Regions from separate parts of the Mus musculus genome. Here region 1 is linked to region 2. Evidence: chromatin loops called from intact Hi-C (ENCODE). Cell type or tissue: left cerebral cortex. All regions are shown on one strand. Each heading gives the region's core, and the rest is flanking DNA. Links, peaks and the distances in the headings are about the cores only.

Region 1 (16,316 bases), core at 3,833-11,832, 240 kb before region 2:
TATAAAGTGTTTTATGTATATAATATCCATATAATATATACTAACAGGCTTATACACACACAAATGTATAGAAATAAAACATTTGGGTAACTATTCTTTTAAAATATAATATAAAAGCTTTTATATTTGGGTTCAATATAAAAATAGTGAACTTACTCTTATACCAAAGTACCATGAAGTTAATGCTACTAAATTTTACCCAGTCACAAAATCAAGATGAAATCCATATAGATGGATGTATTGATAGATACATATATTTGTCAATGTATATGGTATGTTTAACAATCATCGTCAGGGAGTGTTTAACCAAAATAGGTACAAGTGTATAGTTACAGAGTAACTACAGAGTGGGGCAGCGAGCTGAAGAAGGCAGAGCAGCATTACAGCCATTCTGAACCAGCTCGGGTGGGCAGGCGGGCGGGGGAAGCACAGATATGCTCACGGGAAGCACAGAGATGCTCAGGATGCTTACTCTTCTTCCTTTAGATCAACAGAGCATCACTGGCATGGCATTCAATGCTGGCCCTGCAAAGGCTTCCTGATAACTGATGATTAGAGCTAAAGACTTCACTCCAGTTGGTAAAAGGGTAAATTTGGGGGAGATAAAATTTCACTTCACAATGAATGGTGCATTTACCATTTAAGAATTTAAAATTTAAAAAAAAAAAGTTATTTTAATACACAGAAATGAGTTTCAAAACCAGCCCAGTAACAAAGTCACTTTGCTTCTTATGTAATAAACACTACAGACTTTCTAGGCTAAATCTTGCCAAATACTATCCAAGACAAAACTAAAATCAAGACTTAAAAAAAAGTGGACACCTTTTACTCACACTTAATACTAGTCAATTTTCCAGGAATTTTTTGGGCAGGGAATATCCCCAAATCTAAAATGAAAAAAAAGGAAAAATTGGGATCTTACATTAGTTATTCAATCTGAAACATCTAATAGACTTACTAAAAGTCAGCTCTCTGTGGCCTCCCACTCAGTCACAGAAACAGACTCTCCGAGTGGGAAGGCACCTGCAGGGCCACTGAGACAGTTCACTCATTTCAGCAATGATGCCTAACACAGTAAAGTTTCAACTGCTTATCTCAGTTAAAAATACAGTTCCAAACTGCAGTTAGGAACATCATGCTATGGACCAGGAGCACCCTTGAAAAAAATGAACAAGCTCTAGAAATATTCTCTGGGAAACTCACATGGGGTCTGCACGTTCACGAGGCTTGCTTGTTTTTTGATTTTACAAACATCTAATGTTTTTTACTAATGGGTTATTTTAAAGGCACCTATATAATCCCTGTTTTTGGTACTATATTATAAAAAGCAAATCAAAGACCAAAAAGTCATTTTCTAATTGTTTTGTAATGTTCCCTTTTATATAGACCCAATCCTAAATATAAAAGATAATTCTATCATACCCAGTAACCTGACATTATAAACTGACCAGGGTGAGGCAACTATAATTTCTAAAAATGAAACAATTTTGTGGGTTTTCATTCTGTCAAGCTGTGTCAGGGGTTTTAAAGAAATTAAAAAACAGGGGAGGGAAAGACTATGTTAATGCAGTCACTAACACATTCTAAACACCTTTGTGCTCATAGAAGTCCTGAATCACTGTATTTATATAAATAATAACTGAAACCCAATCTTCCACAGTGGAAGAAGTTTTTACTCTAATCAATGACTAGCTCAATCTACCAACCAGAAATACCTAAGTCCTTCAACGCTTCACTGTGTTTCTCATTAACACTGCCCTCTCTCTCAAGTGATACAAATGACACTTTGATAGATGTTAGTTACACTGAGTTACAACTGTGAAATTTTCAAAGTTAACCTTCATTTTGTCATCGTTACACTGCCTCTGTGGAGTTTTCAGTCTTTCTGTAATTTCGGATTTCCTCAGGTTTTTCATTTTTGTAAGGCAGGATCTTAACATGTTGCCTGGGCTGGTCTCAAACTCATGTGCTAAAGTCATAATCCAGCCTCAGTGTCTCAAATAGCCAGGACTACAGGCACTGTGAACACACCCAGCCATTTTTTTAAAAGGATAAATAGTACGACTACATATAGTAACAACAGCAATAAGATATAGTAATATAGCGAAAGCTGCCCATTTTAAGTAGGACAAGGAAAAGGAAATTAAGGTAGTATTTCTTTTTCATTGCTCTGAACAGCCTTATTTTCAGGGTCCCAGCTCAGAATCAATGTAGAATAGTCATAGTTAACATTCTCCAAGTTCATTTTCAGAAATATGAGCTGTTCTATATTATCAAAGTCCATGTTCATGATCTGCTTTGGATGAAAGTGGCTATTTGTGGTAAACATGCATTCAGATTGCCAACTACACATGGGGCAACTCAGATACTGAATGGCAACTTGGGTCAAAGCTGGCCATATGCTCACCTTCCTCTGCCAGTAAACCAAAGGGTCATCACCTCCTGAGAGCTCTGAATACTTCTCTTTGAAGTACTCATCTACTACTGCTACCGCAGCGGGGAGCAAGGAGCTTTTGCTCCCAACAGCAACACTGCCTGCGGCTGAGCTATCCAGAGAACCTGCACTGGAGGTGCCTTCTTTTATAGAAGTAAACGAATCAGTTCCTAACCTAACTAAAGGGCCAGATGTTTCAGAACTTGAAATCTGGCAGGCCCCTGGCGAAGATTCCATATAATTACAAACCTCTTCTGCAAGGATCTGTTTGTAAGTTTCTAAATCAGCACCTTGAGGAAAAAAGTCCTCCAAACTGTTCTTAAAACAAGGATCTAACAAAGTAGCCAAGATACAATGCTTGGATTTGAGCATGGCACTTAGTAAGGCATCACTTTCAAGTTTCAAAGATAAACTGTCCACCAGATTGAGGGCCTGAGTAATACCTCTGACTTGAAAATCTTCTCTGAGTCTCTGCAGGGAAAAGAGGAGATGGTGGATTAGGGGTAGCACCTGATTCAATCCTGTTGTCTTCACACTCACTCTCTGGGTGGCCTCCTCAAATGGCTTAAGAATATCACAAACGTATGTCATTAGAGTCCACTGAAGGGAGGTAAGTACAACTCCACTGGCTCTGCCCAGACTATGGTGAACAGAGTAGCAATGTTCTAAAAGCCATTTTAACATGTAAAAGGTAGAAATCCAGTGGCCAGTTTCATCCTGCTTCAGATTCTTCCATGGAAGCTGGTGATCATTTTGGAATTCTTGTAGTATCTGGCGGGCTTTGACAGAATGGCTAAAATGATGGCAGGTTTTCCTAGCAGCCACTAACATATTCTCAATACTTTTGTGCTCACAGAAAAAGTCCTGAATCACTATATTTAGACAATGCAGGAAGCATGGCACATGGGTAAAGCCACCACCTTTGATTGCATGTACCACATTAGAAGAATTGTCAGAAACAATGAAGCTAGGGGTAAGGAAATTAGGAGAAAGCCACAGACCAATCTGGTCATTTAATTCTTGTAAAATGTTAGTTATCAAACAGTCTTTGGCTAAACCTGTAACACAAAGTACTGCCCACTTTCTAAAATTGGGAGTCCCACCATTACTGGGAGAAGATGCAGTTTCCAAAGAGACCCAGTGTACAGTCACAATGAAATAGTCAGTGGAAGGGTCATGAGTCCATATGTCAGCAGTCAGGTGGATCTTTTGGCTTTGAACATTCTCTAAAGTTAAGAAAATTTTTTCTCTAACAGAATCATATAACTGAGGTACAGCTTTGGTGAAAAAGTAAGTCTCTGATGGCAATCTATAGTCAGGAGCGACAATCTGTAGAAACCTTTGAAAGGCTGGGGTTGAGAAATAGTTGTACGGATGCAGATCCTCCACAATCATCTGAATAACTGCCTGACTTATTTGATTTGCGGCTGCATTTTCACAATGTGTCGTCGTTTCTCTCTCTTGTGCGTGCACCGGATTATCTTGGTCTGCAACAGGAATAGGACTCTCAGATCTATTTTCAACCTCTAAACAAGGGGGTTCATCTGTATCAGAGTCACTGAGGTCCTCAGCTGTTAAATCTTGGCTGCCTGATGACTTCTCTCCAGGCATCGTATCATTCAGGAGATCACTGCTCTCTGTTTCAGTCTCATCTAATCCGTTTCCAATAGCACCACTGTCTTTGTTGGCAACAGCCCAATGGATGGGATGCGTGGCCTGAAGATGTCGTTGAAGTGTTGAAGTTCCTAAGTGGGAACCTGGCCTACCCCGGCTCACACTTCTTTTACATATGTTACACACAGCTCTTGAGATGTGCTGAGGGTCAGTATAAAAAAAATTCCAAACTGCAGATGTCTTGGCTCTCGTTCCTGGAATTAAGGCATGCTTGACAATGTTGCTTTTGATGAGAAAGCGCCCTCTTTTTGCCCTCAGGGCATCAGATGCTGACTTATCGCGCTTCTTACCCATTCTGTTTTCATCTACAGAATCAGTAGGAATATACTCAAAGCTTCCATTGCTTCCAGGAGAAGGAGGAGACAACGATAAATCCAAGGTAAAGTCCTCCTCCCCATTAGTGACTCCAAACTTGTTGGCCCTGGTCCAGTGAGGAGAATGCCTTGCCTGAAGATGTCTTTGAAGAGTAGATGTACCAAGATGGCTGCCTGGCTTACCCCTGCTGACACTTTTTTCACACAGGTTACAAATTGCTCTCCAGGTATATTGGGGGTCAACATGAAAGAAGTGCCACACAATGGAGGTTTTGGCTCTGGTACTAGGCAGATAGATTTGCTTTTCTATGTTGCCCTCAAAAAGACTTTCTTCATCTTGCTCAGGGGCACCGGAAGCTAACGAAGCAGGGGCATCAGCAACAGGTCTCCCAGACCCCAAATCCTTACTAAACTTTTTGGCAAGAATCAATTTTTTTCGGCGTCTTTTCCCCTTAATTCGCAAACCCTTCTTTCTTTTCTTTTTAGCAGGCAATTTTGTCTCTTTATTCGCTCCTTCTGCCACCATCTTTCCCTCTACCACATCGTCTTCGTCTGTGTTTGAATTAATGGAAACGCACCCCAGAATCCCAGCATCACCAAAAGTACTGCATCTTCTGCCAGGAGAGATTGAGGAAACTGGTACACTTAGAGTACATACACTCATTCTCTTTATGTCTCCACAATGCGGACCAGAACCTCTCAGTGGGTTTATTACTCTGGCAGAAATACAGCTGACCCTCTCCACTTGTATTACCTTTCCTCCAGTTTCTATGGGGAGTCAAATTCCCTTTCAACTGATGATTTCCAAGCCAGGTTATTTTTGGAGGAAAAATGACAGCAATGGAGAACATTCCCAAACTCTGTCTTGCAGGGCTTTAGGAGTTCTTGTAACTTTCAAATTCAAATCGTCCAGTGTCCTTATGTTATAGAAAAGAGAACCGAGGCCCATTTTCCCACCGTCATGGGATCTGGAGCAGCTAAAGGTTAAGTCTTCCAAATTGCAGGTTCACGTTCTTGCTGCCGAATCAAGAACTTCATCTGCTGGAAATGCCTTCAGTTCTTAAAATATGTACTTTTAGTGAATCCACACGACAACAACACTGGCTTTCCCTTAACTTCGGGAATATTTTCAGGAAATTTCACTTAAGCTTAGTGCACCACTCAACAGTCATCATTTAAGACTGACTTGCCAATACAACCTAAAAAGTCAATTCCGGCCAGCTAAATCAGATTCCACATACTAGGCATTAGCAGTAAGCGCTAGCTGTGCCCTTTCTGTTCTGATATTTTGAAAACTATAGGTGGCTGAAGAAAAATTAACTGGAAATAAAATTTCAAAACAAGGTAACAAGCTATATTCTTCATTTACGGTTTCTATCAAGAGTTCATATTTTTAGACTGAAGCAACATTACATACAACCTGTAAATAACTCATAAATTGACATTCTATGAGCAGCCAAACTAAAATAAGCTTTAAACCACTTCCATTCCTTTTCCGTGGGCCCCCTCCCCTCCCCTCAATACCAACACGTTTACCCTACGAAAGCATGGCTACCACTAGCTGCACAGCCGCCTTCTCTGGGTTCAGAACCAAAGCCTGGTAGATGTCAACAAAACGAGCCTTCCCCATGGGGATCCGCACCGATTATGGGCGTCTAAGGGGTGTTCTTCGTACGATCTCACCAATCCTACAAGAACGAAGAGTCCCTGTAGCTCTTGACTTCGAGGATGAAGGCTTGGGCGGGAGAGTAATCAGGGTAGGGAATGGGAATAGGATACCAGAATTCGACTCTGTATGTGGAATATTAGAAAACCTCCAAAGTAGTGGGACCCTAGAGAGGAAGGCGAGGAGGTAAAGTCGGGTCCAGGCACTTGATCTGATCTCGGGAGGGAGGGCCAGCTAACTAAAGAAACTGATTCCCGGAAGAGAGCAACCTAGTGTCAGTTCCCCCTCCGGGGGTCCGAAACAGTCGCTTTTCCGGGGCTACCCGGGAATCCCGGTTCGGGAACACCGGATGTGGGGGGAGGGGGAAGAGGTTGGTAAGTAAGGGAGCAGGCGCCGTGGGGGTGGGGCGGAGCGGGTGGGGGCAGGGAGGGTGGGAAAGTGAGCTGAAGTCTGCCTAGGAGCCCAGCAGGCCGGGGCCGCCGGCGGGAGTCCGGGTAGCTGCCGTGCTGATGGGCCCGGTTCAGACTTCCCGGGCTAGGCCGAAAGTCGGGCGAGGGGAGGCCGCTGCCACTCCCCTCGCCCTCTTCTCCCTCCCAGGCCCCAAGTCACCCGGGAATCAAAAAATGGGTCTAGTTACCAGAGAACAGAAACTTTACCGAACCGATGACAATGTCTCCGACTCCCGCGTGCTGCCACGTCTTTCTCTTTTCTTAGCTGCGGTCGCCCGCCGTCCTCACAGCAGCCGAACAAGCAGAAACCCAGGACTGCCAGCGTCAAAGATGGCGCCCGGCTACAGGCTCGCCTTTAAGGCTGGGCCAGTGAAAGTGCCAGCACGACGCAAAGCGCAGGCATTCTGGGAGTTGTAGTTTCCTCTATGAGGCCAGCCTTAAAATGGCTTCTTGGGTCATAGGGTCACGTGTCACGGAGGCACGGGGACCGGAATTTCTTTCTGTGGACCCGGATGCCTATCAGAAAATTATTCTTCACGAAAGTTTTGTTTTGTTGTAAAATCAAGGAGAGAAGCAAGAAACCTGTCTACCAGATACCAAACATTCAATTTATGTTAACCAGAGTGTGTATAATGAGCCTTCCAAACCTGATAGACATTTAATTAAAAATTAGCTCCGAACTAACTGACCTGTTGTGGCAGCACTTAAGAAGCAGAGGCAAGCAAGTCTCTGTGAGTTTGAGAACACCCAGATCTATATAGTGAGTTCCAAAACAGCCAGGACTATTTAGAGAGTCCTGTATCACAAAACAAAACAAAAACAAAAACAAAAACAAAAACAAAAACTACTTTTCTCTTGCAAAGTTGAAGGACTTCCATAGCAGAAGTTCTGCTCTGGATGCTTTCCTTTACTTAATCACATTTATCTGTTTGTTTGTTTTGGCTTTTGAGACAGATATACTATGAACTCCTAACCTGGAACTTGCTCTGTAGACCAGGCTAGCCTCCAATCTTTAGCAATTCTTCCTCTCCTTGAGTGCTAGTGCCACAGGCATCTGCTACCATGCCTGGCTAGTTTTGTCTGTCTTTCTTTCTTTCTTTCTTTCTTCCTTTCTTTCTTTCTTTCTTTCTTTCTTTCTTTCTTTCTTTCTCTCCTTCCTTCCTTCTTTCTTTCTCTCCTTCCTTCTTTCTTTCTTTTTTTCTTTCTTTCTTTTTTAAGGTTTATTTATTTTATATGAGTACACTGAAGCTGTCTTCAGACACACCAGAAGAGGGCATCAGATCCTATTACAGATGGTTGTGAGCCACCATGTGGTTGCTGGGAATTGAACTCAGGACCTCTGGAAGAGCAGTCAGTGCTCTTAACCACTGAGCCTTCTCTCCAGCCCATTTGTTTGTTTTCTTAAAACAACGTGTGTTAGAAAAATAATCCATGTTTGATAAGAAAGTTACAAGATCGTGCAGTATGTAAAGCACTTTCCATGTATGCCTCAATTCCATCCCCAAAACCCATAAAGTTGTCCTCTGACATTTAAAAGTATACTGTGACAGGAACACCCATCAGACAACAATCTTTTTTTTGTTTTGTTTTTGTTTTTGTTTTCTTCAAGACAGGGTTTCTCTGTGTGGCCCTGGCTGTCCTGGAAGTCACTTTGTAGACCAGGTTGGCCTTGAATTCAGAAATCTGCCTGCCTCTGCCTCCTGAATGCTGGGATTAAAGGCGTGTGCCATCACTGCCCGGCGACAACAATCACTTTTAAAAAATGAAAATAAAATTGTAAGTTCAATCGCCAAGTTGGGGGTGTCAGGAAGTTATGAAGAGCAGTGGGGAAGGAGGAATTTACGAAGGTTGAGAGACAAGAAGGAAAAAAATATGAGCAACTACCTCTCATTATTCACGTTATTTTGTACTTTTTCTTTAATATGAAGACAGACAGAAACACACACACACACACACACACACACACACACACACACGCTCGCGCACATAGTTTTTGGGAAAGAAATGGCCTCTGGGCCTGGTATAGTAGTATACACCCCTGATTCCAGCTCTTATGCCACAATAACATAAGATCACCACAGGCTAATCAAGACTATGTAATAAAATCCACAACAAAACATTCGAGGCGTGGTGGCGAGCACCATTAGTCCCAGCACTGAGAAGGCAGAGGCAGGTGGATCTCTGAGTTCAAGGCCTGCCTGGTTACAGAGAGAGTTCCAGGACAGCCAGGGCTACACAAAGAAACCTTATCTGGAAAAACAAAACAAAAATGACATCTGACCTTGCAACTTTAAGTCATAATGACAAACCTATGCAGGGGTAGCCAGGGTGCTCTAAAAACCTTTGCTTTGTTTATTGTTTTTGCTATTACTGGGATTGGGGGGGGGGGAGGGCTTGCTTTTGTTGTATGTCGAGACAGTCTCACTCTATAGCTCAGGCTGGCTGTGAACCTCTTGTTCTGCCCCAGTTTCCCAGCTGCAGTCCTTCCAGGCCTGTGCAGCTGGCCCTCAGCTATATTTAGATAACTGTACTAGCTAGGCATTGGAGAATTCCAAAATAGGGTATGTTCCTTGTCCATATGGCAGTTTGGAGTTCTCCTGAAGATGTGGTAAGTATCTCTCAGGCAGTGAACACCAAGCATCAAGCCGTGGTTTACACGGAAGTGACACACTCAATTCTTATATGATCCAGATAGATGTGTGTGTGAGTGTGGGAAGACTATAACACCAGCATGCTTCAGTGAAAGGGACAGCTGTTATTCTTCGCTCCAGCCCATTTGTACCTAAAAGGGATGGAATGCAGGCCGAGTATTGGCATGTCTTCTGAAGTTTTTAACATGAGCAGGACAGAAAGAAAGAGAGTGGGGGGTGGGGAACGTTCACCAGAGATTTAGATTACTGGGGGTGCAGGGTGTACAAGTGTGGACCTGTGGAAGTTAGAGGACAATTTCAGGCATTATCCCTTAGATGCCATGGTCCCCTCTCACCATCTTTCACCATCCTGGAACTGCAGGCAGGCTAACAAGCCCCAGGACCCCACCTGCCGCAGTCTCACCAGTGCTGGGATTGTAACCCCACTGTGGGACTGTGAAAGGTAGCTTGGTCCCCCTGTTGAACTAAGGCTTGAAACCCTGGAGAACCTGGAGGGGTCATGTCCTCTACGTGTGGAGGGATTGGGGTATTGTGCTTCAGTGACTGATGGTCACAAATCTATAGGGGGCTGCTGTTAGTGACAGGGGCTTGGTGCCTGGGATCAGGTGAAACTTCTACTGTCCCTTCAGGGTCTCTGGAGTTGCAAGCCTTAGCTCAACTGGGGACCAAGCTACTTTTCACAGTGCCACACCCCAGGGCATGCCTGAGCTTGCCCATGAGTTTTAAGAATCAAACTCAGGGCCTTGAGGTCCTGGAGTTAGCGGTTACTCAAGAAGCTATCTCTTCAGCCCAGAATTCAGGCCTTTTTGGTGAAAAACTTCTACATTTGGAAGCTCCTTCAAAAAATTTACTTTCTGGGCTGATGTGCAATCTCTACCTTCCATTTTGTGTGGAGGAGTGAAAGAAAAACCCAAGCAGCAAAGAAAGTCAACAGTGGAAAGTCCATGCAATCGATCGTAATTGAACCAAACAAGCCACATTCCAGCTCCAGCAAGCAGCAGATCGAGGCGGCTTTTGACAGGTGGGTCTGGCTTTAGAGTCAGGGGTTGTAGAATCTCCCTCTGGGAGGAAGCTCCCTCGGTGTCCCTGTACAGAGGCCCAGAGAAGCCATTGTGTGAAGCTGTGAAGGCAAGGCCTGGATTGTTGGACACCCCGGGATGCTGGAGATACCAGAGTCGTGGGATACCTACGTAGGAAAGCTGCAGACCCAGCATGGGACCAGCACAAGAGAAAGAAGTGGGTCGTACTTAACAGAGCTGAAGGAGATGGAGGTCTAAAGAGGACTGTGACATCAGACAGGGAGAATACAGAACTTGGAGATTACCCTGCTGGGTTTTTATCTTGCTTTGGTCCATTTTTTCCTCCCTAGACTCCCTTTCCCCACATTTGGAATGCCAATGTACATTCAATGCACTGTATGCTAGAAGTATGTGATCTGCTTTTTTGATTTTGGTTGCACAGGGATTGCAGTTAAGGGATTGCCACAAGTCTCCGAAGGGACTTTGAACTTTGGGCTTTTAAACCTTGTTGAGATTGTGATAGACTATGGAGAATTTTGAAGGATTGGATGCATTTTTGCATTATGAGTGGTACAGCCTATGGAGATCATACTGTAGAATGTGGTGGTTTGAATAAGAAAGGCCCCCAAAAGCTCATATATTTGAATGCTTAGCCATTTGAATCAATATCATTGAATCAAAGTAATTGAATCAAATAGTAGCACTATTTGAAAGTATTAGAAGGATTAGGAACTATGTGCTCTTTAGAATGAAAACCAAACCAAACCAAACCAAACAAACAAATAAAACAGGTCTTTAATCCCAGCACTGGGGTGTTTGGAGGGCAGAGGCAGGTAGATGTAAGTTCAAGACCAGTTTGTTTTACAGAACAAGTTCTGGGACAACCAAGGCTACACAGAGAAGCCCTGTCTCAGAAAAGCAAAACACAACACAACACAACAACAAAAGCGGTATGGCAGCTGGGCGTGATGGCGCACGCCTTTAGTCCCAGCACTTGGGAGGCAGAGGCAGGCGGATTTCTGAGTTCGAGGCCAGCCTGGTCTACAGAGTGAGTTCCAGGACAGCCAGTGCTACACAGAGAAACCCTGTCTCGAAAAACCAAAAAAAAAAAAAAAAAAAAAAAAAAAAAAAAAAAAAGCGGTATGACCTCCTTGGAAGAAGTGTGCCACTTCTCTGTTCTCATTAGAGATGAGCTTCGAGTTTTCAAAAGTCCACACCAGGCCAAGCATGTCTCTGTCGACCTCTCTCTGCTTCTGGATAGGTATATAGCTCTCAGCTCCTTTTCCAGCGTCATGTCTGCCTGTATTCACCATTCTACCCAGATGATGATGGCCTAAACTCTGAAACTGTAAGCACACCCCCAAATAAATGCTTTCTTCCGTAAGAGTTGCCTTGGTCATTGTGTCTGTTCACAGCAATAATGTAGAACACAACTACAACTACAACAGAGTGTTTCTCTGGGGTGTTGTTCTTAGTCAATGGCATCAGCCACCATCTGCCCAGATGTTGAAGCCAGGAAACTAGGCAATATCAAGGACTTTATTAAAACAGGACAGTTTACTGACTTTACTTCATTTATATACATATATATATATATATGTATGTATGTATGTATGTGTGTGTGTATGTATGTATATGTATATGTGTATATATATACACATGTATGTATTATATATAAATTTTTTTCTGTTCCTACATATATTTTTTTTCTGTGCATCATCAAACCCAAGGACATACACATTCTAGACAAGCACTCTGTCTACATACTTATTATGGAATGTGTGCCACGACATTTGACTTAATATTTTTAAAAGAAATTTTTCTATGAACAAGTTTGTGTGTATATATTGAAAACTGTTTATATTTGCATTTTTAAAAAGAAATTTTGACCCATACCTGCAATAATAGACAACTCTATCACTGAGCAACACATCTATTATGCTCTGTAGCCTACATCTCTAGCTCATAGTTGTGCATACGTGTATATAGGATATACACCTAGCTCAGTAAGTCACGAATTAACTTGTTTTGAATCCTTGGGACAGAGTTTCATATAACCTAGCCTTGAACTTTCCATGGAACAGAGGCTGGTCTTAAACTCTGACTTATTCTGCCTCCATTCAGGTGCTGGGACTCAGGTGTGTGCCCCCACTCCTGACTTTCATCTGCATCTCTGTCAACACTCCCATTGCAACTGCTGAATGCAAGCCTTTGACACCCATTGCTTACTGCCCACATGGCTGACATCTTGGTTTTCTTGCCTCTTCTGCTCTCTCTTTAACTACCTTTCTTTTCTTTCTTTCATTCATTCTTGTTTGTTTGTTTGTTTTTCTTTGTGTAGCCCTGGCTGTCCTGGAACTCACTCTGTAGACCAGGCTGGCCTCAAAACTCAGAAATCTGCCTGCCTCTACCTCCCCGTACTGGGATTAAAGGCGTGCACCACCACTACCCGGCTTTACTTTCTGTGGTTGAAAACCACTCCTCTTCTCCTCTCTTTTTCCCTCTTGTCTTGGAGTTCAGGCTGGCTTTGAACTCATGTAGCCAAGGATGACCCTGAATTTCTGATTTCCCTGCCTCTGTCTCTCAAGTCAAGGATTAAAAGTATGGGTCAGAATTTCTCTTTTAAAAAATGCAAATATAAACAGTTTTCAATATATACATACTAACTTGTTCATATAAAATTTCCTTTAAAAAAAATAGTAAGTCAAATGTAGTGGCACACACCATAACAGTGTAACTAATGCTAGTTTTATGAGATATAGGCCAAAAGCTCACTGGGAAAATGAAGACAGCCTGATTTACATAGTGAGAACCTTGCCAGCCAAAGAGACAGAGTGAGACCCTGTCTCCAAAGCCAACAAAGATCTTTTATAATAAATCCACATGAGAGCAATACAGACTACTACACTAATTAAGCCAGATCATAAGAGTCTTTTAATTTTGACCAGTGACCAAGAGTGCGCTCATGCCTCAAAGTCTCTTGGTACTGAAGCTCAGGAGTGCAATATTTTTGAAAGCAGACCCCACAAAAATCCCAAAGACATCCATAGTGCACTGGGTAAAGACTGTCTTTGTATTATTCAGATGCTGATTTCTGTAGCAGCAGAGATCTGAATACAGGCCAGACTTTGGTATTGTTATTCCAATTGCCCAGCTTGAGCTACGTATTTTGTAAACACTCCCTCTCTCACCTTCTGATTGGTTTTAACAAAAATCTGAGGGCCTATAGCGAAGCGGGACAGGACAGGCAAGGCTTCTGGGGAGAGACCGAACTCCAGGAACGTCAGGGGTGGGAACATTTGCCAGCCCGACACTGAGGAAGAAGCGGGCCAGGTACTAGAGCCTGAGAGGTAACAAGCCATAGAGCAGACATAGAATTATATAGATAGGTAAATATTGTATTAATTTGTAATAATTGTATTAAACTGTATTAATTAACTGTATCAATGATTTTGTATTAAAAATGTTGTACAAATTAATTAATTGTATTAATAATTGTGTTAAATTGTAATAATGTAAGAGCTAGTGGGGAACTAGAATAACCAAAGGCCTAAAACTATTTTAAATAAATATGTCTCTGTGTCATTATTTAGAGCTAGGGCAGGCACAGAAAGGCCTTATGCAGGGCTGGAGACATGGCTCAGTGGTTAAGAGCACTGACTGCTCTTCCACAGAGGACCTTAGTTCAATTCCCAGCAACCACATGGTGGCTCACAACCATCTGTAATGGGATCCGATGCCCTCGTCCCCGGTGTGTCTGAAGACAGTGACAGTGTACTCATATACATTAAATGAATAAATAAATCTTAAATTAAAAAAATAGGCCTATGGTTATATACATTGATGTTAAATGAAGGTCAGAATAACCTTGAAGCATTTGTTTTGATAGAACATAGTAGCTATTTCAGACAACACGACAATTTTGACTTATATATACCTTTTTTAGTTATTTTAGTTTAAGTTTATATAAACATGAGCATTTTGGTTACTACATCTGGAACATGGTTAGAGTCACGGAAATCCCACATGTGTTGCCAAGACAGATGTGACTACTGGAGGTGTGGGGTAGAAGACTGAGACATGTCTAAGCTAACACAAAATGGAGTCAGGACAAGATGGCTTCACCTTAGTCTCCTTTTACTGACACTGGTTAACTGGTGAGAACCGGAGTGGCTGTCTGAGGCAGGGGCTGTTTACATTTTATTGTTTATCACCTTGCTGTGGTTCTAATCTCATTTTACTATGCATGAGTTACTTTTATTGTAGGAAAACTGGCTTTTAAAATCTCTTTTGACTTAGCAATTCTACACTGAGCTGCTGCTTTATAGCTGTAGTCACACAGGGGCAAAAATGACATAGAAGAACACGGTGTCCCTAGTGCCCGTAAACACTGCCGGGACTAAATATTAAATATTATAGTCAGGCTGCAGAGATGGCTCAGCAGTTAAGAGCACTGGCTGCTCTTCTAGAAGATCCAGGTTCACAGTGGCCCACAGCCACCTGTAACCCCAGTTCCAGGGGACCCAGTGCCCTTTTCTGGACTCCAGGGGCATCAGACATACATGTGTTGCACAGATACTTGTGGGCAAAACAACCATAAAAACAAAAAAATAAAGTTTTTAATTAATAAAAAAAAATACAACCATAAAATGGGGTTCCATGTTATTGTTGAGAATATTCATGTTAAAAAAAAATTCTAGTTTTAAAAAAAAAAAAAACCACATTGAATTGCCTGGCTTTAATCTCAGCAGCTGGGAGGCAGAGGCCAGTGGATCTCTGAGTGAAAGGCAGGGTCTAATCTACCTGGTGAGTTCCAGAATGGCCGGGGCTATAGAGAGAACCCCTATTTCAAAAACAAACAAACAAAAACGAAATGAGCCGGGTAGTGGTAGCAAACGCCTTCAATCCCAGCACTTGGGAGGCAGAGGCAGGCAGATTTCTGAGTTCAAGGTCAGCCTGGTCTACAAAGTGAGTTCCAGGACAGCCAGGGCTACACAGAGAAACCCTGTCTCGAAAAAAAAAAAAGCCAAAAACAAACAAACAAACAAAACGAAATGAAACTAAAAATATTCATGTTAAAAGCTGGGCATGGTGTGACCTTTAATCTCAGCCTTCAGGAGAAAGAGACTGGCTGAACGCTGTGCCTTCAAGACTAATCTGATCTATATAGCAAGTTCCAAGACAGTCAGGGCTAGGTAGAGAGACACTGTCTCAAAAATACAGAGAGAGAGAGAGAGAGAGAGAGAGAGAGAGAGAGAGAGAGAGAGAGAGAGAGAGAGAGAGAGAGAGAGAATAAAGGGGAAAAAGTTGATATTGCCACATACAGGGGTGTGTGGTCCTGGAGTTCTAGCCCACAAGCCCAACTCTGAGGATCCCAACAACTCAGGTCCAGCAGCTTGCCCAAAAGCCAAATGCAAAAGGTAATGGAGGAGAAAGGGAATTCGAATCAGCATCACTACGTTAGGAAGACACGGGAGCAGCTCCTCAGCGACTTCAGTACTGTCTTCCGGGTGCTGACATGAGCTCCCAGATTGGAAGGAGGGAAGAAGCGGTGGGCAGCACAGGAGTCCTTTCACTGGTCCTGTTCAGACTGTGATCTGCTTGGTCGGGAGGGCCTTGTCCTCCGTAAGAAGGCAGCTGTTGCTTCAGGGGACGATTCCATCCACCTTATCACAAGATGTTTATCCGTCAGACCTGTGGCTCCTGGACTCCTCGTGACTGCAGCACAGAAGGACTTAGAACAAAGAAGCCGGAAACAAAATGGAGGCCGAGGAGACAAAAGCGGCTACCCCTTCCCCTGGCCCTGCCCTTTCATGGCATGCTAGAATTTATGGTAGGGCTATAAACCTAGCCCAAGATTCAAAACTTGGACAAAGCAATTCGTCTTATCAGCAGGCTGCAGGAGGACAATTCCCACTCCTAAAGAAAGCTCTAAATAACTTGTGATGGAAACTTGCTAAACTGCATAAGGAATATCTACACAAAACTCTGTACAAACCCTCAGAAGGCCATTCCTAAGCAGCAACACTTCTCTTGGGGACTTGCATCTTCACTATCATATCTCTATCCTTGTTTGTTTGTTTGTCTGTCTGTTCGAGACAGGGTTTCT
Region 2 (16,316 bases), core at 4,210-12,209:
ATTAGAAAAGATAAGAGTAGAAGGAGGGAAGTGGGGAGGCCCTAACGGGATGAGATGAGACGGGAGGTAGGCATAGCAGGGCCCTAAGGCAGGTGAAATACCAATAGGTAAGGGGAGGTGATGTTTTAAAAAGGAGTGGAGAACATCACTTCCATGGCCACGTTCTGCATTCCCCTGTTATCTGCCTTTGACCGACTGCACACACTATATTTTTATCCTTGGTCTGGTTAAGGCTGCTCACCTGCAGGTGCAGAGAGCGCAGGCTGAGGGGCAAAGGCCCAGGGATGGAATCCAGCATGTTGTTGGCCAGGTAGAGAAACTGCAGCTTCTTCAGCGCCTATAGGGACATAAAGAATGGGAGACCCGTGGGTCATGTCAAGCTCTTGGCACGAAGAAGTGCCCCAGTAGGCCAGCATCAGGTGGTCCAATTGGTGGGGTAGAGTTGTCTCTGCCTGTATGTCTGTCTGTCTCTGTCTCCCTTCCTTCTCCACAGTCCTACTTTGTACTTTAGGCTGACCTGGAATTCTTTATCTATTCCAGGCTGGCCTCAGTCTTGTGGTCCTCCTCCTCCATCTTTCTGAGTCCTACATCACCAAGCCCAGCTGAGGATGCTGCCTCTTTAAGGGGCTTGCAAATCCTAACTTCATTTGGATGCTGAAGGGGGAAGGGAAGCTGCTGTCCTTGAGAGCAGGCAGCTGGGTAACATACAGGAACCTTTAGAACAGGCTGGGAGGAGCTGGGACCAGGTAAAAACAAGGACCGTGGGACATTTCAGCTCAGTCTCAACGTCTCTGTCACCGGTGAAAAGTCTCCCAAATGTCCCACTCAGAGTGGCTGTGAAGAGCATGCTCAAAACCTGAGGCACACGCATGTGAGCTTAACAGCACTGTCAGAATCAGGAAAGGCTGATCTGAGAGGAACATAGGGAAGAGAGCAGCCTGCGGGGGCTCAGAGAACATTGAGGAACAAGACACCTCTTCCCAGAGCACCCACTACCTGCATTTAGCCATCCTGTGATCTGTGCAAACGCTGGGTCTGTTCAGTCCTGCAGCGGCTGTGTCGAGTGGGCCTCATCACCCTTGTTTTGTAGACGAGGAAACAAGATCAGAGGTGACTCACTCAGTGAGCTCAGGTCCTAGGGCTGCAAAGCCCCTGCCTTTTCTTGGCCAAGAAAATAGGGCTGAGTGAAGGCAGAGAAGCACCTCCTAATATGGAAACAGTCGATGTTTCGAGGGCTAGAACAGCCAGAGACCTCCCTGTACGGACAATCCCAGTACTTCCTGCACAGCCAAGAAAGCTAATGTGTGCAGGTTTTGCATCCCACCAGGGGCCCGGAGCCTGTTCTCTGGGCCCTCTGTAGGCCCACAGCACACAGGAGACAGGGAGCGAGGATGTTTGTGAAGAAGAGCACAGGCTGAGGAGCACACAGCTCTTGGTGAGCACAGCGATGATGGCCTGTTATTTCTGTACTCAGGGAGCTGAGGTAGGGGGAGAATGAGTTTGAGGGCATCCTGGACTACATAACAAGACCCTTGTTCACACACACACACACACACACACACACACACACACACACACACACTATGGTAATTTTTTTTTTTTACTATTTATCTATTTGATACTTCTAAATATGAATTGGCTTGCAAAAATGAGCCTACATGATTGAACACTGCTTACTTTAAGGACAGGAATGCATTCTGAGAAATGTGTCATTGTGAAATTACTTACACAAACCAAGAGGGCTAGATGACTCTTGTCTTAGGGGCTACAAAGTTACAGATGACTCTGTCTTAGGGGGTCACCACCATGCATGTAGTCCAGTAGTGATAGAAATGTTGTTGTTGTATGGTTTGACTGTACTTCAAAGAGACAGAGGCTGCACACGAGCAACTGGTCTTTGAAGGCCCTTCCCAGGTGCTGCAGCCAGCAAGTTGGGACATATCAGTCTTGTCTATTCTCCCATTGTCTTCAGTGGAGGATAGCCTGGGCTCTGGCTAGCCCTGTTCCTTGGGTAGCCCTATAGGATCACATTTGTGTCAAATGATTCGAATCTAGCCAGTAACCCCTTGTAGTGGTTTGAATAAAAATAGCCTGCCTAGGCCCATGATGTTCTTAGGAGGTGTGGCCTTGTTGGAGGAAGTGTGTCACTGTGGGCTTTGAGCTTTCAGAAACTCAAGCTAGACCTAGTGGCTCACTCTCTCTTCTTGTTGCCTGCCAATTTGGATGTAGGACTCTCAGCTCCTCCTCCAGGACCATGTCTGCCTGCATGCCACCATGCATCTGACCTATAATCAAACCCCCAGTTAAATGTTCTCCTTTGTAAGAGTTGCCGTGGTCATGGTGTCCCTTCACAGCAACAGAAACCCTAACTAAGACACGCATCAAGTTGTGTCTCTTGTGAATCTGACCATGGAGAGTCACTGACTATTTAGAGGTAGACTTCAAAGCCATTAAGATGGATTGTAGGAGTTGGAATCAGAGTGAGCTCCACAGACAAACTGGAATTTTCAAGGACAGAGTGGATGAGCTGGTCTGGGGCGCTGGTACAAAGAGGAGCAAATGCGTAGATAAAGGCCAACGCTAGAGCAGCATCCTCACAGAGGGGAGGGGGAGCTGCCGGCACTGGCTTCTTGTGTTCTGCCCCCATGAACAGGATCCTGGGGCCTGATAGCACCAGGTTTCCTATTTGCAGAGGGTGTAGACACTACCAAGATGGCATGATGTAAAACACCCTTTTCTAGAGAATGTTTAATAAACCATACATGGAAAAAGGAAAAAAAATGGGAATTGATTTTTGGCTCTAGACAAGAGTGGAGCATGAACAGCTGTGAGGTCAGGGTACATGAGAAGGGTGCACTTCGTACGGCAGACTGATGTCCTGACTCACCACGAATGCCTCAGGCTGTATCCCAGAGCTCTGCAGCCGATTCAGGCGGACGTCCAGGAACTCAATGCCACTGGGCAGCACAGGCAGGGCTGCCAGCTGGTTCTCTGGAAGGATCAGATCCTGCAGGGCAGGCAGCAGGCGGAGGGCATCGTTGTGGATGGAGGAGATGGAGTTGCCAGAGAGGTCGATCCTTCTCAGTTTTGCTGGTGGATGTTGGGAGAGAACACAGGGTGAAACTGGAGCATCTATCCCTCCTGGCCCCGTGTGGGCTGTGCTGCCTCCATAACTTGGCCCATTCTTTGCAAGGGAGTTCTAACTAGCTCACCTCCTGCACCAAGTCCAGACCACAAGAAATGAGGCCAAATCAGATCTCCTTTTAGAAAAAACATGGCATTCCACAATAACTTTCTCGAGAGCTTTGGTTCTATGGTAGTTAACCTACCTTAAAAGACTCGTTTCCACCCCCTAATTCCCACCCCCTTCTCCAAGGACAATAATCAATAAGTTCAGGAATTGCTGCATTCACCCTGCTACCCCACCTACACACTCCTGCACAGCTTACTTTACATGGAGGACCCAAAAGGCTATCAACAATGTGAGGTAGAAGCTGGAGGCCAGCTCCTGCCTTCCACCTCAAACAGAGAATATGCTAGGAAGTAGCAAATCAAAGAAATAGTAAAAAGCTTGTTAAAGGCATCAGGGCCATAGAGAAGAAGCTTAGGGGAGTCTAACCCAGAGGCCAACTGTGGGAGGCCAGGAGGGAGGTCTGTCCCAGAGGCCAACAATGCTGGAACCTTTTGGAAATGTTGCCTCGAACAGACCTTCCTTTTCCTGTGCCCCAGATCTTTCATGAGAAGAACTGGCTACTTCTGCCTGCCATTTTAAAATCTTAAAGGAAAGGAACTGGAAGAATTGGGGCCTCTGTCCCTTTGACAGCCAGGAGCTCGTGTCTGTACCCTGGCAGTCCTCTCTGCCTTGCCATCACCCTGTCTCGAAGCCTAACTCACTCAGCCCTTTGAAGTCTCCAGCCTGGATGTGGCTGATGTGGTTGAAGCGAGCATATAGGTAGGTGGTCATCTGGGGAAGAGGAGGGATGTTCTCCAGGTCTGCATCATCACAGTAGACAGAAGAGCCAAGGCACACACAGACCAGGCAGGTAGGCAGGCCTGGCCGAGTAGAAGACAGAACAGAGGGAAAGCTCTGGTCAGACTCTCTTCAGGCTTCTGTGGCCAGTGATCTTTGCCTCAGTGGATGTCTAAGCCATGGGCATCTGTGGCCCTTAGATGGATGGTTTTCTCCCCCCAGAATCACCCAACACAATGCACCCAGGCAACACTCATAGTTGCTCTCAGTCCTGGCTTAAAAGAGGATTCACCTAACTATCACTCAATGCAAGGCTCCTTGGTGCTTTCATCAGACCCTGATCCTTTTAAGTTCTGAGTTTATGTGGCTCTTTCTAGGACCTCTGTCTATCTCTTTTCCAGAGGACTCTTCTCTAGTGTCAAAAGGTACAGTGTAGATGGAAAAAGCTAGAATTATATGGAGTGGTCAATCGTTGCTGTCTCTGTCTTTGGAAGAGGAGCTGGCCATGTTCTATGTGGATTCAGGAAGCATAGCAGAGCTAAGGTAGAACGGACCGTGCCTGCTTAGCATCTGTTCCCTCTTGGGATGTCATCAGTATCCTGATTTTACACTGGAGAACAGCCCTGGCCTCTTCTCTGTCCCGAGTGCTCTCTCTGCACCCAATGGTCAAGAAATTCAGACAGCTGACCAATGTTAGTGTCCCTGGCTATCACAAGAGCTCAGAGATGACTTAGAGGGAGGCTTGTATCCAAAAGGCACCAGAAGAAAGTTCACAGTCCAGAAAATGAAGCAGCAGGAGGGACAAGCCAGGGCAGGGGACCGAGGCTCTGTGCCCTTCTTCTTCCAAGGCTAAGAAAGGCAGGTGTGACTGAGACCCTTTATGGTCTCTTCAGGTCTGAGACTATAGCTATGAGAATGGACTTCCCATGGCCATCCCCACTTCAGTAGCCCAGGTCCATGCTGGCGAATATCCTAGAGGAGAACAGGACACCGAGCACCAGCAATTCCTGAATAAGCTTCATTCCTCCTGGGTCCCAGGCTTTTGATCAGAGTCAGGGGTGCTGCATCCCAGTCTCAAGGGAAGGAGGAAGGCATTGGGGGAGGGGCTGAGGGGTGCTAACAAGGGGGAATTTGAAACTGAAGCTAGTGTCTCTGCTTCATTTGCTCCCATGCCAAGTGACAGCCACAGTTACTTATTCTCCTCTCTAGGCTTTTAATCATCTCTAATCTAATTACCACTCAAACTGTTCCCCCAAGTGATGCTGTTAATTAAGGTAGGGTGGCTTCGCTAAGGTGTAGGAGTGCTTGCTTGCTTGCTTTGCGTCCCACTCAACTTGTGCATAATATTTATACAAAAGTATCAGGGACAGCCGGCCACTCCCCCTTTATGGTGGTGGTGCTTGGTTTTACCATGACAACCTCTCCTTCTTTTCCTGCTCTCAGAAGACAACCCAGACCCAGGACCCCCTGGCCTTAGCCCTCACCACACCCCACTGTAGAACTGCCTGGTGCTAGCTTAAGGTTGCTTGGCCCATGCGTGACCTATGAATACTGTGATCTTCTGATTGCACGCACTTACCATGACTGCTCTGGGAGTTTAGTAGGCCAGTGGTGGTAGGTACGGCCATCGTGAGGTTTGGTGACAATGTCTTCTGAGCCACAGTGCTAGTGGGACTAGTTCTTGTTGGAAGAGTCAGATTGCTTATTTTAGCCTGGAGATACAGCACAAAGCACACCACAGACCGGTCTATGCCTGAGAAGGACTTAACCATGACCCCTGGAAACCTCAATTACCCAGTTTAAACTCTTGCAGAGGAATAAGTGGAGGGAGGGAGATATAAAGATGGAGCAAGGAAGGGGCCTTATCGAGCAGAGCATTGAGCGACTCCATACACAGATGAAGACATTAAGGTCAAAAGAGGAAGGGGGCTCAGAAGTTCCCAACATAGAGCTGAAGTCTGGATCTCTGGTCATCCAGGCTGGTGTTCATTCCGTCCTCTCCATTGTATAGGTTGGCACTACTCCCTTTCTCTACCCAGACCCTTGTCACATCGCAGATGGACCATGCCACACATAGTTAGTCTCTGCAGAGGACAGGAGATCTGGGAGGACTTCAGACTGGAAGACAGACTACAAGTTCACAAGCTAGCATTTCCCTTTTTTTAGGGAGAACATGGAGACACTGCTGACCCTCACCCCATGTCGTGGCTCATGGGGAGGACCCCATGAGGACTCCTCCTGGGAGTGGTCCTACCAAGTGTGCCACATGGAGTAAGATATCGGTGGCTAGTGTCCTCTCTTGTAGTGGCCTGTAAGTGACAAGTTCCTCAGGAGGGATAAGAATTTGTACCTTATGCCTGCCTGGGAAGATAGCACTGTTGTAATGCAGTTGCTTTGTGAGAGGAGGGCATGAGTTTGGTCCCCAGAATTCACTATAGTTTGCTTTGCCATGGTCTTTGATTAAGGCTCATAATCTTGGAGATGGGGAGGCTCATTGGCCGGCTAGCCTAGCCTTCTTGACAAGCTCCAGGCCAGTGAGAGGCACTGCCTTCAACAAAGTGAGATGACTAGCTCCAGGGAAAGATCTAAGGTTGTCTGTCCTCTTTCTTTCCTGAACATGCACATGTATAACACACCCACACACAGACACACACACATACACACAGGCACACACACATACACACCCACACCCACAGACAGACAGACACACACACAGAGACACACACACATACACACAGGCACACATACACACACACACACACGCGCGCACACACGCACACGCAAACGCAAATTAATATCATATAGTAAAAGTGTTGGGAGAGGTTTGTATTATAGGGCAGGTGAAAAGGGATCTGGTCCCTAATCCCGTTTCTTGCAGGGATTCCAAATCATCTCTGTCCCCTCACCTCAGGGATCTGGTCTCCATAGTCTGCCAGTTCTTCATAGTTGCTGAGATCAATGACCTCGTTGTAGTCCTCTATGCTCAGGGTATGGTTCCCCACATACAGGGACGCGTAAGTGTCACCTTCCTCAGGGCTCTGCTCTTCTCTTTCTCTCTCCCCTAGGAGAGAAGCTGTCTCTGCCTTCTGCAGCACCAAGCTCAACAGACTCAGGAAAGCCAGGAACTTCATGAGGTTCTGAGGGAGGGGTAGGAGTGGGAATGGCTGAATCCCTCTGAGGTACATCCTGTGGGTAGAGGGCAGAAGGGCCGTTATTTTAGCTTGGCTTGTAAGAATGGCTCACCAAGTTAGGCAGCCTCCAACCTGCATACTTGCTCACTCTTGCCCTCTGACACACAAGCTCACTCAGCATCCTCATCTCACACTCTTTAAAGTCCGGTCTGTATCTGGAGGTATCTTTAGCCATCATTCCCACTGCGCCTCACAGTGTGGTGATCCATCACTCGGGCTCCTGTGGACAGCTTCCACAGGCTGGCTTACTCATTTCACCACAGACGTGCATACCAGAGTCCCATGTTTACTCACCTGCTGGGCACTGGTGCATTTGCACCAATATTCTCTAAGAAACAACCACATATTCAGGAGAAACCCCCCCCCCTCTCATCAAAACAAAAAACAAAACAAAACAAAAACAGTAGCAGCAATAACAACAACAAAATAGCCTTAGAAAAACTACATTAAAGAGACTTTTGGCTGGGCATGGTAGCGCATTCCTTTGATCCCAGTACTTGGGAGGCAGAGGCGGGCAGAATTCTGAATTCGAGGCCAGCCTGGTCTACAAAGTGAGTTCCAGGACAGCCAGGGCTATACAGAGAAACCCTGTCTCAAAAAAACGAGAGAGAGAGAGAGAGAGAGAGAGAGAGAGAGAGAGAGAGAGAGAGAGACTTTTGTTTCCTTTTTTCTTTTTCTTTTTTTTTGTGAGATAGGCTCTCATGTACCCTAGGTTGGCTTCAAACTTATGTAGTGGAGAAGGACTTTGAACTTTTGATCCTCCTGCCTCTACCTCCCATGGGCTGGGATTACAGGTGTGCACTATCATGCCTGGTGTATGAAATGCTGGGTATCTAGCACAGAGCTTCAAGCATGTTAGACAAGCCTGCTACCGACTGAGCTCTCTCCCTAACCCTACTTGTGGCTACTCTAAGGCCACTCGGTCCTTCAGTCACTTAAACATCCATGGGACGTTTATTAAGTTGTAGTCCCCGGATATTCCTCTCTCTGGAGGTGCAGAAAGGAATGAGGTCCAGTCCTTTGTAGGAACAACCAGTCACTTTGGAGACAAAGTCTTAGAACTTAACATACAATGTAAAAGAAGGACGTTGGCTGGTAACATCGCCTTAGAAATGCAGCATTTTAGAAACACGTTGTGGAAAGCAGAGGGTTGGTATGAGGTTCTGCAGTGTTTTGCCATCAGAAAGCTCGGCAGCTATCTGTATACATATGTGTCTGCACTTGGGTTCCTGGGAGGACATGGTGTGCAGGCGTATGAGCACAGACGTCGTCTGCAGGTCACTCACATCTGTGCAGGCAGGTGGAGGGCTGAGTGTGCTGTGGATACGGAAGTGCCTGCAGCATCGTAGCCATCCATCTGCAGCTGATTACACAGCCCTCCCAAAGCCGCCTGCGCAGGTTTCTTCCTAATCTCAGCCGGGCTGAATGGTAAGTCCCCAGCAGTAGTAAGAGGTCGTATCTCTCTGTTCCCTATTCCCACTCCAAACTGAAATCTATGCTCTTCAAGACCACCCCCAAGGCAGTTTACTGACCACCCGGAAGCCCCTCGCAGCTTCTTTGATCAGAGCCTTGTACTCTTGCCATTCTCTGCCCAGTTCCTGCCACAGCCCCGACTCCATCCCTTTGCTTTTGTGCCAGTGGGCATGAGGCCTCCAACCTTGGACCTTACCTTTTAGATGCTTTTGGTTCCGTCTGGCTCAGCAGCTTCCAGGGAGCTTCTGGTGGAGATGATGACTGCCTGTCAGAGCAGGGGACAGCTAGACACCCCCTCATCTATTGGCCAGGGAGAGGACGAGTGGTTGGCCAGGGATGCATGTGTCTAATTAGATTCCCCATTCTTTCAAGTGCCCTGCTGTTTCCCTTCCTTTTTCCTCAGGGGTCCCTAATCTCATTTCTTCACTTAATGAACAGGAATTCTTTGTGTGGGGGTGAACACACACACACACACACACACACACACACACACACACTCATGGCCGCTACACCTTCTTCTCTGATCTTTGAGGGTTGGTCAGTTAGATTCCAGAAGACTCATCCAAGCTGAGGTTTCTTGGATGGATGGAGCTTGCTGTCCCTGTCCCCATCCCCATCCCCCACCCCACCCCACCTCCACTCCCTCAGAAATAACGACACTGGACTTCATAGATGGAATCCAAAGAAAAAAAGAGCTTGAACTGGGGCACCCCACTCAGCCCTATCCCTAGAGCACTGTGGTGGTACAGCAGGAGACAGGGAGTCGGGTAAGATGTAAAGACTAACTTCAAGCTCACAAGCAGTGGTCACCAACAACAAGACAGGAAGTTCTCTAACTCCCGTAGGAAGAAAGGACAAGGACAGGAGTGGGACATTGGCTTACAAACACCCAAGACATTGTCATTGTGCATAGCCTCTGGCCTGGAACCTAACACTTCTCTCCCAACTCTGACTTTCCATGGGCCCCATCTTTCTTTGGGATGTGCCTCAGATATCCCCAGAAGAGGGTAGGGGCTGGCGAATGTCATCCGGATTCCGCTGCCCAGGCTCTTCTCAGATGCTCTCCACCCCCTCCTCCTTTCCTCTGGTCACACCCTGAATCCCAGCAGGGAGGCCCTCTGAAGACCACCGATACAGGACGAAACAGAGGGCAAAAGAGAAACGATTGGTCCAAGGTCACCCAGGCCTAGCCGAGCACTACATTTTGAGTGTTAGATTCTGAGTTCACAAGGCTCACCTTCTTACAACTTCATCTCAGGAATCCTGAGAACACAGTGACTCTACCCTCAGAACAGATGGCCTTAGCAGAACCCACCCCCAGCTTGCGATGCCAGGTGAGTGGGCAGACCTAATAGACCCCGAGGACTCCTCAGCTGCTGTGGGAAGGGGATTCCGGCAGCCAGAAGAGGCCGCCTGCCAGAACAAGGCTGTTTTGTCTCGGAGATCCCCCATCTGGGAACTGACAGCTTCAGAAACTCGGCTGGGTGGAAGGAGATAAAAGTCACAAGCCAAGAGGACGCCCTCGAAGCAGATGGCACATTTGGCTGGCCCTACCCCTTCATTCTGTTCTTCCAGAGACCCTCGGGCCCCACAGACAGCCGAGACCGTGGCCCCCTCCCAACTCCACGCAATTTATCCCTACAAGGAATATAGATGAGACTGTTCATTCATTTCCCCCTGCCACCTGCTCTCACACTTCTCCCTGCTCTCGGTGACACACCCCCCTTCACACTCCCGCCGCTCCTCTCCCACCCCACCCCGCCCCAGTCGCGCCATCTCGCCTGAGCGTCCGCCCCCGCAATCCCAGGCTGCGCAGCCAGCCCTGCACAGCGCCTGCGCCTGCTCCCACGCACTCCCCGCCCCCCGCCCCCCCGCCCCCCCAGGCAAACCCTGCGATGCAGGCAGGCTCTCATCCTACACTTTCTCCCAGCTTCTATTCCCGCCTTCACAAGCTTGCGGTCGGTCGTTCCCATGGATTTCGGGGGCATTGGTGGATGGGAACGTGGACCTGTGTGGGAAGCGGCAGGCGGGCGGGCACAGCCCCTGATCCACGAGCCTGCCAAGCGCTGCCCTTTAACAGAGACACGAGGTGTTACTGGTGAGCTAGAGGCAACAGGCCATGTGGACACAGAAGTCTGGCCAGTTGACCCTGCTGCTGCCCTGTTGTGGGCAGTGAGAGAGGAGGGCAGAAAAGTTCAGAGACCCGCCTGCCTTTTGGTATTCGCAGCTGAAAACTGGGAACCCCCATCCACTCCGATGTGGACTCCAGCCTAGCTAGCTACCGATTCGTATCTCCTCTCCTTCCAAGTCATACGCTTTCATTCTTCAGAGCCGGCTCACGCGAGACTTCCCAGGCTGAGTTGCATACAGTTAACATCATTACAACTAAGAGAAAAGAATTCGTGCATACACCCCACCCTCTTATCAAGAAATTAATTCCCCAATGGCATGGGGTATGCATCCTCCAGCTTTGAATTCCTTCCTGGGGCCTGCCTGGCACACACCAGGCAGGTAGGGCTGGCCGAGGGCATCTGTTAGTTTTCATCCTCCACAAGACAGCCTAGGTTAGGCGGGTTGAGAATCCCCCTCGGTAGCCAAATCCCCTCTAAAGAGAGCCCTGGCAACTACTCTTGTCCTTTTGAACTTGTGCGTGGCCTGTAGATCTTTCCAGATGATTTAGTCCTTGGCTGCTTGCCCTGGGCACTTCCTGTGCACCCTGTATTTCTCCAATTAGTTAGAAAAGATGACTCTTCCTGCAGTGCCTTGGTGCTGCGCACTGAGAAACCCTCCACAGTTTGACATTGGTGGTTTCAAAGAACATGGCTGCTTTGATTTCAAGTGGAGCTATTAGATTTCTGGACTGACTTTAGGGATACTTTTTTATTTTTTACATGAAGGTTATGAGTTTTGAGGATATTGTCTAAGAAGAGGCTTTGCGACATTTCTTTTAGAAGTTTTTTTCTTCTTTCTTTTCCTTCCCTTCCCTTTTTTCTTCTTTCTTTCTTTCTTTCTTTCTTTCTTTCTTTCTTTCTTTCTTTCTTTCTTTCTTTCTTTCCTTCTTCCTTCCTTCCTTCCTTCCTTCCTTCCTTCCTTCCTTTCTGAAACAAGATCTTACTATGTAGCCTTGACTGGTCTCAAACTCCTAGAGGTTTGCCTGTCTTTGCCATCTGAGTGCTGGGATGGCAGCCACCACCCCTGGCTGCTAGGAGTTTCTTAATAAGGTATTTGGGGGGCTTGAAGCCATGACTCAGAAGCTAGGAGCATTCATTACTTACTCATTCATTTAGAGGACTGGGATTTGGTTCTCAGCACACACACAGAGGCTCTCAACCACTCATCACTCCAGTTCTAGGGGATCCAGTGCCAACTTCTAACCTCTGTGGTCACCAAGCACACATGTGGTGCACATACATACATGCAGGCTAAGTGCTCATACACACAAATTTAAAACACACCTTTTAAGACAAATTTTTTTTTCTCTCTCCCTATCTTCTCAGCGAGCAGTAGGGAGCTGGAGAAAAGACGGCTTTAAGTAGTCCTGCTGCCTTTGACTCATTCACACAGTCAGCTTTGTGCTGGGTGTTTTCCATATGACTTTATTTCCTCTGCTGTGAAGCTTGCTGGAATGCGGACGCTGTATCAGAGTTAACATGGTCTTTTGGAGAATAGATAAGATGTACAGGGTGAGAGCTGGCGCATGCACGCGCACACACATATGCACACACATATGCACACACATGCACCTGCATGTATAAATGCTAATGGCACTGATTGAATAAACTTGTGTGAGGAGGGGCTTTCTAAACCTCAAGGTAACCAGCACTGTGTGTGTTTCCTGTAAAGCCAGTTTAACTCTTGTCCCTCTAGCTGATGGCTGCAGAGAGCAGTGGAGGAAGCTGGCAAGGTCCACGGTTGGATAATGGGATGCTGATGGTGGGATGCTAGTTCAGGTTTGCAGGATCAGTGCCTGCCCCCATCCCTAGCAGCCACAGGAGCTGTGATCCCTGTGGGCCTCCTGAAAGGGGCAAAAGTTGCAGGTTGTCATAGGTGCAGAAGGGGCTTGTCCAGGCTGTAGCACCAGGTTGCTTTCAGCCGTAATGATACATTGACTTAAGCAGGAGCCTTGGAGAAACCAGCTGCAACTAGGGTGAGGAAGTTGCACAGCAGGGAAAAGAGGTTGTGTGAAGTGGGCTCTATTTTCAATGCGAGAAAGGTGATGGGGAATATAAATGGGGTTTCTGGACTATAGGGCCCAGCCTAATCCAATGTTTTAAAACAGTTGTGTGACACCATCTTGGGGAGAGGAAAAAGCCTCCAGAGACTCCCCCAGCCTAAGGAGAATTGGTCCTGTGCCTCACTCACTTCTAGAACATTCATCTCCACATCCTTCTCCACCCAGGCAAGTGTGGCAGGGCAAAGGCAGCCTTCCGGTGAGGGAGGAGAAGGGAAGAAGAGAAAGGCAGGGAGCCCAGGTTCTTGGAAACCCGCCAAGCTGCTCACCTGGGCTAGGAAAGGAGGGTAGCAAGTCTGCGGGGGAGGGACACTCTATGCAGGGAATAAATTAACTGCAGAGGGAGAATGGGTGATGCCACTTGTCCTGCGCTAGGTGTGCTCTAGAAGAGGGTGCACAAACAGGAGCTCTGGGAGGGACTCAGTTTACAGATGTGGAAGCCGAGAGCAAAATGAGCCCTGGCAAGGCCTCTGTCAAACTAGCTTCCCTTAGACTCTCAAAGACTTCTCATTCACAATCACTCCTGATAGGAATGAACCCCCAGCCTCTGCCCTTTCCTTCAGACCCAGTAGGAGAAAGCCCATGGCCCTCTTCCCCTAGGGAATCAGGGAATTGCAGTATCATGCCACCAGCCACCAGATGTCGCTGATGAGTCGGCCTTAGAGGTAGAGGCTAATCCCCAGTATGGAAGAGGCTTCTGGGAGATTCCCAGGTGCTCCACCTCTTCCTCTGTTTCTCAAGAACTGCCCTTGGGGTGGGATGACTCGACTGAGTCTCACACATAATAGAGAGCAGATGAAGTGGTGTGATGCCTCTTGGCCCTCCATTGTCAAGTTTGGGTAAGGGAGATTGCAGGGCTTGGCGACATCCACATAGGCCCAGTTTTGGGCTCTGACCCCACAGCTACCCTCCTATTAGCCAAAGTCTAGTTCCTTGCACCACTTTGTCCCTGGCTGTTCCTTTCTGAGGCCCAGCCAAGAGGGTGTGTACTGTGTTTGCCCCAAAGGAGGGAGATGGGAAGCGGAGGAAAGGCTGGAAGTTGTGGGGAAACCCTGACCCTCCACCCCACCTTAGTCATCCCCCACACTTCCTTTCTGAAGAACTCGAGACAGTAGGGAACAGGGTGACATCTGTCTGGTGTCAGGAAACAGTGGCAGAGGACAGCTTTGGAAGGGATCTCAGGCCTAGGAGACCTGGATTTGTCGGCCTTCTTGAGACAGTTACCCAAATGGGGGAGTTCTCAATGGAGGAACTTTCCAGGGTTCACCTCTGGAATGACTTCTGCTTCTGACTCGGCTAAGACTAAAATAAGATGTCAGTCCATGGCCCAGCCTTACCCATGAGAGACTCGTGGTGTGGGGGAAGAGAGGGGATATGTCTGTTGGCGTACACCTGTGTTTCTGAAGCAAAGGGAGACCAAAGAAGAGCAGAGGTCTTGGCTGGCAGGGTGTCTTTGGGCTGGGTGGGGAATCTTGCTTTAGAGCCGGAGCAGGTTATACAGTATTTACCATCCTCACGAAGGGACGAGAGGAAGGGCAGGGCTGGGAGCGAGAGAGGGAGACAGATAAAAACAGTGGACCCCAGAGCTTGGGCCACCAGCCTTCAAGTGCTGTCAGAGGAGGTCCAGCTCTGGGCACAGCCTAGATGACCACGGACTGCAGGAGGCGGAAGCACATCATGAGGTCCAGTGGGATGGGAGGCTTCAGAAAATTTCCATCCAGCCGCAGGTAGCGCAGGTGGGGCACGTTTTCCAGATCCGAGGAGAAGTCATGGAAGGCCACTAGGTTGTTGGGGCAAATCTGGGTCCCGTTGATTTCTGTGGAGGAAAAAGGGAGAGAAGTCAGCCACAGAGGAACTGGCAGCACGGGAGAGGAGAAAGGGGATGAGAGCCAAGAGTGTGTGGGCTCCATTGTCTATCCTATTCTCTGGACAGGGTGACTCTGGGAAAGTATGACTGTAGGTCACCTGATTTCCAGAGCAGGTATGATTGTAATCATCTAATTTTCAGAGCCAATCTATTCAGTTGTAAAATGATTTCAGTTGGGGATGATCATGGAGGGGTCATTTCCTACAGGAATGGTTTATTCGAGGACTAAACAACTGAACAATAGCGTCTTTCTCTGAGCCTTTCTGGCAATGCTCTCAGAGGCGATTTTACTTCCTAGGCTGACCTTGAACTCCCAATCTTCTTGCTTCATTCTTCCCAGAGTCGGAATTACAGGCACCATGCCCAGTTGACAGAGTTTTGTTGTTGTTTGTTTTGTTTTGTCTCATGGAGTCCAAGCCTGCTTTGAACTTCTGAGTCTCCTGCCTCCACTCCTCAAGCGCCAGGGTTACACATGTGTACTGCCATGTCTGGCCTGACACTTGCCTGAAGAGGACTGAGCCTCATGCTCTGGGCTACAGTTGGCACATCAAACTCGGGACTCTGTGAGTGTTCCTTGTGGAAACTGTCCTAGCTGAACATTACAATCTTCCAATAGAATCAGAAAACAGTTTTTAGCTGTTTTATACCCTGACTATGTAGCTGCCTCTGATTCCCCGTCACAGACTTTCTAAAAGCCAAGGCTCAGATCTGGGAAGGCCTTTGTCATGACTGCTGCTGGCTTCTTTTGCAGCGGGCAGGCCAGGCCCAGGACGTAGCACTTTGTATCTCTGTTCTACTGTTAGGAGAACAGCTAGCAGTATTTCTGTGTCTGTCTGATCTACAGGTCCAGTGGCCAGAGAAGCTGATGCTGATGAGAGGGGATAGAGAAAGAAAACCTCATGCCTTTCAAGCATGATGTTCAGCGCACTCCATCCATACACGATTAAGTCATCCTACTGATTCTGTGTTAGAAGATACTGCCACCCTCATTTTACAGGTAAGGAGACATTCCATATGGGTCTAGTATCTTTTCAAGGTTACTCAGACGCAGAAAATAGTGAGGCCACAGTCAAAACTAGTGGGGTTTCTTTTTCCTTGTCTTCAATGCTAAGGACACAATGTAAGGTCTTTTGTTTGTTTGTTTGGTTTGTTTTTTTTTGTTTTTTTTTTTTCGAGACAGGGGCTGTCCTGGAACTCACTTTGTAGACCAGGCTGGCCTCAAACTCAGAAATCTGCTTGCCCCTGCCTCCCAAGTGCTGGGATTAAAGGCGTGCGCCACCACCGCCCGGCAGAATGTAAGGTCTTATGTGCACATTAGAAAGATTTCTGAACTGGGTGGTGGTGCACACCTTTAATCCAGCACCTGCAGGAGCAAGTGGATCTGTGGACTACAGATTGAGTTCCAGGACAGTCAGGACTACAGAAACCCTATCTAAGAGGAGGAGGAGGAAGAGGAGGAGGGGGGGAGGAAGAGGAGGAGGAGGAGGAGGTGGTGACGGCTGCTATACCACTGTCCCAGTAGTTGCTTCTTGTTACCTCACAGTGGTGTTCCTGAGAAAGTGTGGCTGCCCCGAACCTCTTCTC

What was found. Peaks named below come from ENCODE experiments on the same cell type or tissue, not always from the same donor. Only the 100,000 strongest peaks of a DNase experiment are listed, where the experiment ranks them.
Region 1: it touches region 2 in a loop (5-fold over the local background); 3 of 42 quality-filtered maps call a loop at or near these places.

Annotation. Positions count from the first base shown.
Region 1 is chr1:133,654,512-133,670,827 of GRCm38, forward strand. It overlaps Zc3h11a (zinc finger CCCH type containing 11A), which reads right to left and starts at 6,888. Exons shown (of 18, transcript NM_001276767.1): 1 at 6,726-6,888; 2 at 834-887. It overlaps Zbed6 (zinc finger, BED type containing 6), which reads right to left and starts at 6,374. Exons shown (of 1, transcript NM_001166552.1): 1 at 1,368-6,374. The coding sequence starts at 5,086. The coding sequence ends at 2,144. In left cerebral cortex, for the core only: no CTCF peak of the experiment used is centred there; DNase peaks (open chromatin) are centred at 4,165, 6,102, 6,436, 6,921 and 1 more place; H3K4me3 peaks cover 2,184 bases; H3K27ac peaks cover 2,636 bases.
Region 2 is chr1:133,898,101-133,914,416 of GRCm38, forward strand. Optc (opticin) reads right to left here and starts at 9,073. Exons shown (of 7, transcript NM_054076.3): 1 at 8,831-9,073; 2 at 6,877-7,156; 3 at 5,550-5,682; 4 at 3,895-4,053; 5 at 2,888-3,090; 6 at 242-337. The coding sequence starts at 8,934. Prelp (proline arginine-rich end leucine-rich repeat) reads right to left here. Exons shown (of 3, transcript NM_054077.4): 3 at 12,204-14,681. The coding sequence ends at 14,506. In left cerebral cortex, for the core only: no CTCF peak of the experiment used is centred there; DNase peaks (open chromatin) are centred at 8,388, 10,196, 10,915 and 11,279; H3K4me3 peaks cover 851 bases; H3K27ac peaks cover 1,289 bases.